2 separate regions of the Homo sapiens genome follow, and region 1 is linked to region 2. Evidence: chromatin contacts called from ENCODE Hi-C or POLR2A ChIA-PET data. All regions are on one chromosome and are shown on one strand. The core of a region is the stretch at or near the end of the contact, and the rest is flanking DNA. Distances in the headings are between cores, read along the strand shown. Region 1 has its middle 35 kb from the start of PRKCD. Region 2 has its middle 28 kb from the start of SFMBT1.

Region 1 (4,282 bases), core at 438-2,937, 120 kb before region 2:
ATAATCTCCAAGGGTCCTTCCAGCTCCAAGTCAGCCTGCCTGTGCCCATCGTTGCTGCCCTCTGCTGTCCCTGCCTGCCACTGGCTCACTTCTCTCTTATTGGACCCTCTGAGGACAGGACCAGGGTAGGGAGCCCTCGTGTTCTCTGACAGTTCCTGAGCAAGCCCAGGAAAAGAAGGGAGAATGTCCTGTTGTCTCTACAGGAAACATGACAAGGGAACCAACTCGCAGATGGAAGGAGCCCCCATTCCAGAGCTGTAGGCCACATCACTCAACCTCTCAGAGCCTGGGTTTGCTCACCGGTAAAAGGAGAGAGTCCCAGCCGTTTCCTCACGGGGCTGTTGTGACGACGAACTGCAGGCAACCATGCAGGAAAAGCATCAAGCACAGTGCTTGTCCCAGGGTGTTCTGACATGGGCTCTCAGGCCACACACCATGAGTGCCAGGCACAGTCATGCCTGTTGAGTGATGCTCGTCAAGGTCCTGGCACACAGCAGCCACCTGTTCCATGAAGGAATATACAAATTTGGGAACAGAGCGCAGCACTGCCCACCCTACTCACAGCTCCTGCATCTACCACCCCAGGTGAAACTGATAGAAAGCTAAACTCCCCTCTCCTAAGAAGAAAAAGGAAAAGTACCTTCCCCAAAGCTCTGAGCTTTATCCAGTACTTAATGTGGGCTGAGCAGCAAATGTCAGGGCTTTCAGAGTTATGTATTTCAGGACAGAGACAGAGAAGAAATTAGGAGTCTTTGTATTAGTCTGTTCTCACACTGCTAATAAAGACATATCGGCCAGGTTCAGTGGCTCATGCCTGTAATCCCAGCACTTTGGGAGGCCGAGGCAGGCAGATCACCTCAGGTCAGGAATTCGAGACCAGCCTGGCCAACATAGTGAAACCCCATCTCTACTAAAAATACAAAAATTAGCCAGACGTGCTGGCAGGTGCCTGTAATCTCAGCTACTTAGGAGGCTGAGGCAGGAGAATGGCTTGAACCTGGGAGGCGGAGGTTGCAGTGAGCCAAAATTGCACCACTGCACTCCAGCCTGGGAGACAGAGCAAGACTCTGTCTCTAAATAAATAAATAAGGCCGGGCACGGTGGCTCACGCCTGTAATCCCAGCACTTTGGGAGGCCACAGCTGTAGGATCACCTGAGGTCAGGAGTTCAAGACCAGCCTGGCCAACATGGTGAAACCCCATCTCTACAAAAATACAAAAATTAGCCAGGCGTGGTGGCAGATGCCTGTAATCCCAGCTACTCAGGAGGCTGAGGCAGGAGAATCACTTGAACCTGGGAGGTGGAGGTTGCAGTGAGCCAAGATCGCGCCATCGCACTCTAGCCTTGGTGACAGAGTGAGACTCCATCTCAAAAAAATAAATAAATAAAAAATAAAATAAAATAAAGACATACCTGAGACTGGATAATTTATAAAGGAGTTTTAATTGACTCACAGTTCTGCATGGCTGGGGAGGCCTCAGGAAACTTACAATCATGGCAGAAGGTGAAGCAAACACGTCCTCCACGTGGCGGCAGCAAGGAGAAGTGCAGAGTGAAGTTGGGGGGGGCGGGGAATGTCCCTTATAAAACCATCCAATCTCGTGAGAACTCACTGTCATGAGAACAGCATGGAGGTAACCGCCCCCATGATTCAATTACCTCCCACTGGGTCTCTCCCACGATACCAGGGGATTATGGGAACTACAGTTCAGGATGAGATTTAGGTAAGGACACAGCCAAACCATATCAATCTTCTAAGCCCCACTTAAGAAGCCTGATTTAGGAACTGGCGTTCAAGTTCTGAAGACTTAAATCACTGAGGCTATGTGAAGGGCTGATTCAATCTGACGACCAGACTCAAGGAGTGCCCCAAACCTCACATGTCTGGCCTGATCTGGGCTGTGCTGACTCAGGCCTGGCTCTCACCTTTGGGGGCCTTTGTCCCCATTCCTTTCCTTTGCTGCCAGGTCTTGTATTTTCAGCTGCATGTATCTCCCCCTGCCCCAGCCTAAGGAGATAAAGTGCCTGGGAGGATGGTCAGCACTCAGGAAACCACAACCAGCTCCCCAGCCTCTGACACCACAGTCGTCCGGGATCACGTGCTGGGCACAGTCAGGGTGCAGGGGGGAGCTGAAGATCCCATCCAGCTTTGAGGGAGGCCGAGGAAGGGGCAGGTGCATGGTGAGCTCATGGGCACGGTGGCTCACGCCCGTAATCACAGCACTTTGGGAGGTCGAGGTGGGAGGATTGCTTGAGCTCAGGAATTTGAGACCAGTCTGGGTAACATGGTGAAACCCCAACTCTACCAAAAATACAAAATTAGCCAGGCAGGGTGGTACATGCCTGTGGTCCTAGCTACTCGGGAGGCTGAGGGTGGGAGGATTGCTTGACAAGCCCAGGAGGTCGAGGCTGCAGTGAGCTGTGATGGCACCACTGCACCCCAGCCTGGGTGACAGGTCAAGACCCTGTCTCTAAATAAATTAATAATAAATGGGGGAATGTGGCTGTGACGTTGGAATGGTTGAATTTAGGGCGGTCCGGAGATCCTAAAAATACCAGGGGGCTGTCTAGCTGTAACCTCCACGTCTCTGAACCTCTCCAAAATGGTCACCCAGTACCTCTTTATTGAAATATTTCCCCAGGGAGTAGTGACACGAAGTGAGAAAGCCGGCGCTCCCTTCCACGGGGGTCCTCCCCTCCTGGGGTCTGCGGCCTCAGCGCCCGCGAGCCTTCTGGCCGCCAGAGGGCGCTGTAGCCCAGCTGGGGCCGCGTGCTTTCCGCACCGTTCTTCCCTAGCCACCAACCCTCCGCCCGTGGTCCTTGCGCAGGCGGGGCGCAGGTTGTGGAGGGGATGCTCGGGCCTCTGCGGGCCAAGACTGGGCCATACAGGCAGGTGACTTCGCCTTCCAGGGTGTGGCCTGTTCAGAGTAGCATTTTCTGGCTTCACCAGGATGACTGGGCAAAATGCAGATTCCCCAACTGGCTCTGCGCAGGTGGGACCGCAGGGGCAGCTTTCAAAGTACTGATGCCCGGCCCTCCACAGATCACCGAGTAAGTAGACCAGGGCAGCCTGGCATCGGCTTCCAGTGACAGCCAGGGCTGAGACCCGCTGGTTAGAACTTGACATGGTACCAACACACGCTGAATTTGGGAGCCACTGCCTTAAAGGGACTTGGGGTCTCGGCAGTCCATTCATTCATTCATTCATTCATTCATCCATTCATTCATCCATCCATCCTTCCATCCATCCTTCATCTCTGCAGCTCTTTGCTGTGCCTGAGACCTTGGATGCCCTCACGAGCTGGCCTGTGGAACCACAGGGTAGAATCTGGCTGCATCTTTGATTCTCTCAATGTCTCTTTTTGCCGATCACTTGGCCCTGCACCACTTTCCACGCCAGGAGAGTATTTAACCAGTTCCCCGGCTGCTGGGCCTTCTGCTTGCTTCCAGTTTTTCCATTAATCCATGCAGTGGTGGGCTTCCTGGCAAGCCTTCTGGGGCCCTTGGGTGAAGTTCCCAGGTAGCTCTGCCTGAAAGGCACCACTGGGTCATGAGGCGGGTGCATTTAACCGCCCACCTGCGGTCCAGTTAGAGGACTTGCACTCGAAGTGCAGTGTGCAGTGGACAGGCCTGCTCTCCTGAGCATGTTTCATCCCACCCGGGCACGGGGTCATAGTGGCTGCTGTTTCCTATGCACCTAGTGCACGCTGAGCTCATGCCCTGCACTTAGAGACATCATCACAGTCCACGGCAGCCATCATGGTAATCCCCATTTTACAGTAGAGGAATTTAGGGCACTGGGAGGTTAAGTCATTTACTGAGGTCACACAACCAGGGACATGCACAGTTCGAACCCAGGGCTGTCTAGTAGCCGAGCTCATGCTCCTGCCTCCAGGCCCTCCTGTATCCATGCTGCTCGGCCCAGCACTGATGGGGCACCCAGCTCTGTTTGGCCCTTGCAGGGTCGGGGGTAGGCTGGCTGCTGCTCAAATACCTACTTGGCAGGTGGGAGGCAGAGGGCAGTCTGCCTGCTTCAGGGTCCCCAGGTCCTAGTGAAAGTGTGGTTCAGGGCCCAGCCTTAAGAGGCATTTCCTGAGGCTGCTGGGTCAAGCCTGGCACCCACCCAATGGCTGGGAATGGGCCTGGAATGGTGTAGCCTCCCAGGCAGTTTGGCAGTGTCCCCAGCAGCTGCTTCCTGTCCTGGGCTGCTTGAGGTGGACCTCACGGGCCCAGCCCCTGTCCTTTCCTGGGCTCTGCCTGGCACCACTGAGTAGTGGACCAA
Region 2 (3,885 bases), core at 992-3,491:
GGGCCCACTCACCACAGAGGCTGCCCATGAGAATGTCATCCATGTGTTCCTGCATGCCAGAGGCTGTACCTCAAGGAGGCTGTGCCATTGGGCCAGGACTACCCCAGGCATAGGGAGAGGGTACAGGCCGCATATCCTCTCCCTCAGCCATCAAGAGACAAGGGATGGGTGTCAGAGGTGTCTGGGAGATGAAAGATGCATGGAGCACTCCAAATGGCCGCATGCTTTCTAAACACACAACTCACCAGGATTTCATCTGCAACTCAGATTCAATCGGCTAAGTGGGGAAGAAGAAAGTATGTGGTTGTCATGGCAACACCAAATTGCCCAGGACCAGGTTGGTCTCTAAGCAGGGGAAGGGAAGGGAGTGGAGCTGAGCCTCTGTCTCTGTGGTGGGGATGTTCTGGAGAACGGGGCCCAAGGGTCAGGCCCGACATACACCTGTGGGGCAAGGGGCCTTGTTCTCACTACCCCTGCTCAGGGCTGAGGGCCTGAGCCATGCAGTATTATATAAAGGGTTGACTCGGGGCCCTCACTCTGGGGCTGGGGCCCAGACTACTCCAGCATGCAAGTTCCAGAGCCAGCCTCTTGCTAAGGGCCAGTCCCTGCTTCTCCCCACGGGCTAGACCCACCCCAGAGCAGCTCAGATTTGGTGCCTGCTTCTCTTCTTGCCCCCTAGTCCTAGCTGTTCCTGGCAGAGCTTCTGTCTTGAGCTTGGCCATGGATGTGGACACAGCCTGGCACATACCCTGAGTGCGGTCTAAAGGATCAAGGGACACAAAGCCTCACCCAGAGAGTGCCAAGCAAAGCTGATACTTCTATTCATACGCATGCAGTGCTCAGCCTGGCCTCCTTCTTCCCACCAAGAATGAAGTGGAGCCAGCAGAGGGGTTGCCCTGCAATGTGGTCTCTGCCAACCTGGGCCCAGGCCTAGCTGGATAGGTGGTAGGAGAGAGGGCTGCTCAAGTAGGAAGGAGGTGAGCATCAGGACCCTCCCCTCCCCTGGACCTGCCTTAGCCCTGTTTTGATTCTGACCATCCAGTGCTCTGGGGACCCTGGAAAAGGTCCTGGCTCCAAGGTCCACCTGACCAGCCAAGCCTGGCACATCCATCTCTGTGGTCCCAGGATCTGGCCACAGGAGGGCTCCTGGACACGTAATACATGAATAGATGGAGTGACATAAAGAATTAATCAGTGGGTGACTTAGGCAGTGAGAACTAGGAGCAGAAGAAATGAAAGAGACCAGGTTGGGAGGGGGGATGCTGGTAGGGCCAGGTTTAGGGGAGCCTTAAATGCCAGGCTGAGAGGGGGTGTTTGTCAGGCTCCCCCACACCCAGCTTCTGCCCTGGCCCTGGGACAATTTCCGTCTTCCAGAGGGGCCAGTAGGGATCCTGGCAGATGTGGCCCTGATCACCTGATCCCCTCTCAGAGAGACAGAGACCCCAGGGCCCATCCCCCAGAGCCTGGCTCACCTGGGCCCTCGCAGGGCCTGCCTCACCGGGGCCCCGCAGACCTAACTGCTTCTGCTTCATGGTCTGTGGGTTTTCCCAGTCGTCCAATTAGTGCTAATTGGAAGCAGGAAGTGTGTGCATGTGTGGGGTGGGCCTGGAACTCCGATGTCCTTGTCAGAACTTCGAAGCCCTGTGCTTCCTGGGACAGGCTCTTCCCTAGAGCTTTGTGGTCTCCCGCAGGGCTGGGTAGGGTTGTTGGGAGCTCCCCGAGCATTGGGTATACTGGCTCTGTGCACAACGGGGCCTCTGCTCTCCAGAGGGCTCAGGCTCTCACCGGCCACCTCTTACCCCAGGTGCCAGTTGCCCCCAGGGCAAGGCAAGCTCATCCTTTTCACTGCCAAATCCTCTTCGCCCGGCACAGAGCTGCGGCTCTTCACAGTTTCACTCTAACAACGAAGGGAATGATGGGCTCAGGGCCTGGAAGAGAGGCGCAGAGGGGGCCTCCTGAACCCCTCACTGACCCTTGGTCCAGCCTCAGCCCGTGGCTCCATAAAGGCAAGGAAAGGCCTGCTTTATCTGACTGGCCACACACTTGTGCTTCCCTTGGGGGACAAAGGGTGCAGAGGCGCTTCCACAGAGGCGGGACTTCCGCTTACTTTCCCTCCTCCCCGTTTCCCCGCCCCCTCCACTTGCGGCACAGGTGGGGGTGTCCAGAGGCAAAGCCCCTTTTGTGTCAAGCCCCAGCCCAGGTTCTCTCCTCACCCACAGATGCTGGTGCGCAGTCTGACGGCAGAGGCTGTAACGGGGGAAGCATGGGATGTGGGCACATGGGGGAAGGCCCCGGAACCCAGCCTGGGCAGAGGCCGGTGCCCCACCAGGCTCTCTCTCTGCAGTGTTATGTCAATCATTGCCCACAGGTGCCCTCGACCTGGACACCGTCAGGCCTCCTTCGCGGTGGGCTGAAACCCTGTGGCACAGCCCAGGACCACCCAGCCCCACGGGCTGGGGGCTCACATCTGGAAGCAGGGCCCCCCAGGACTCAAAGGTGCTCGGAGATGAAGATTGCTGGGTGTCAGCTCATGGGGCCAGCCTCGGCTTCACCCCCAGGAAATGCCTGCTTGTTGCTGTGCGGCAGGCACTAGAGCAGGCAGAGAGGGCGGTGGGCTCCTCTGAGGTCGCGGGCGGAGCCCTGTGAGGAGAGACCTGGCCGCCGGCAGCCACTAGAGGGCAGGACCCTCCTGTGTGTTTCCTCCAAAGGGTTGTTGAGCAGATGAGCGGGACTGACAGGAAACAATGGAGCAGCCGCCCCAGGGTGCAGTCACCACAAGCCTGCTAGAAGGGCTCAGCGGAGGCTGCGATGCGTCCGAAAGTCCACTGGACCCTAGACCTTAAATGGCCTCCCTGAGCCTTTAGGCTTTTACTTCCTGGGAGCCCAGCCCTGAGCCAACAGAGACAGTGCCTGGCTCCTACATTGGCAGAGAGTGACAAGTCAGTGTCCCCTTCTTACAACATCAGTGGTAGAGGAGCAATTAGGAGAGCAGGTCCTCCAGCTTCTTCCAGGTGCAGTGTGGAAACAGAGGCAGAGAAGAACTCACCTGACCGCACCTACGAGGTGGGTAGGGACAGATACTTCTGAGAGTGAACCATCAGCCAAGCACGCCCAGCAGCCCTGGGGGGTCAGTGCATGTTGTCGGGTGCTACTTTTGCAGTTGGGGAAACTGAGGGTCAAGAGAGGCTGTCATTTGACTGAAGTCCTACAGCAAGGGTGGACCAGGGTTCCCGCCCGGGCAGGATGATGCTGAGCCTGCATGCAGGCTCCCACGCAGCCTTATCACAGCCTCATGTAGAGACGACCTCCTGTGACCTCGCTGACATGAGTGTGAGTGTGTGGGGACCCTGGCTGCCGCAGCAGGAATGAGGCAGCCTCTCTGCATCCTGACACTCCCAGGCAGAGGCCTGTCCTTCATCTGGACCTACCAACAGTGACGCCAGGAGCAGCTGCCTCTAGGACACGTGTTCCCCTGGGCCAGAGGAACTATGTGAGGAACCCATGGTGCATGCCATGACAACCCTCCTTTAGGGCCTCTTGAGGCCACAGTGGTGCTAAACCCAGGAAGTGGGTGCCAATTCAGGGGACCATTGGCAGCCCTGCTGCCCCTCACTGGGCTGTGCCTGCAGTCACGGGAGGCAAGGACCTGCTTTTGAGTCTTTGGCTTCACCTTGTTCTTACAGCCAGACTTGGGGCTCTCTACCTGGGGCTGGGGATAGGTAGTTCTCAGCCTGGGCAGCCCCAGGAGCTGCTAAGTGTCATATCCCTGGGGAAGGCCTGAGCAGTTTGAGGCTGATTTTGGTTGTCCCAATACTGCTGGGAACCACTGGGGAATGAGAGTGTCTTGGGGACCTATTCCTGGAGCCTGAGTCTAAGCTGAGCTGT

Evidence for each region. A loop is a pair of places that touch in the nucleus more often than their neighbours do. ChIA-PET counts read pairs that join two places held with the same protein, here RNA polymerase II (POLR2A). Pooled maps may share reads with other maps.
Region 1: a map of B cell shows a loop between it and region 2 (28-fold over the local background). The contact joins two enhancer-like sites. A Hi-C loop is called at or near these places in 1 of 168 maps with a recorded cell type or tissue (B cell) and 6 of 50 pooled maps. POLR2A ChIA-PET finds 5 or more read pairs at or near these places in 3 of 52 experiments (H1, OCI-LY7 and activated CD4-positive, alpha-beta T cell).

What each region holds. Positions count from the first base shown.
Region 1 is chr3:53,194,561-53,198,842 of GRCh38, reverse strand. No RefSeq gene overlaps it. Among named protein-coding and RNA genes, the nearest start is that of PRKCD, 35 kb to the right of the region's middle. RefSeq lists a silencer at 2,733-2,782. Within about 2 kb of position 1,687, at least 4 of the 41 ENCODE cell types and tissues checked have a DNase peak (open chromatin) inside an H3K27ac peak, as active enhancers do.
Region 2 is chr3:53,071,632-53,075,516 of GRCh38, reverse strand. It overlaps a transcript of RFT1 not described here. Among named protein-coding and RNA genes, the nearest start is that of SFMBT1, 28 kb to the right of the region's middle. RefSeq lists enhancers at 2,355-2,474, 1,967-2,584, 2,825-2,874. Within about 2 kb of position 2,241, at least 31 of the 41 ENCODE cell types and tissues checked have a DNase peak (open chromatin) inside an H3K27ac peak, as active enhancers do.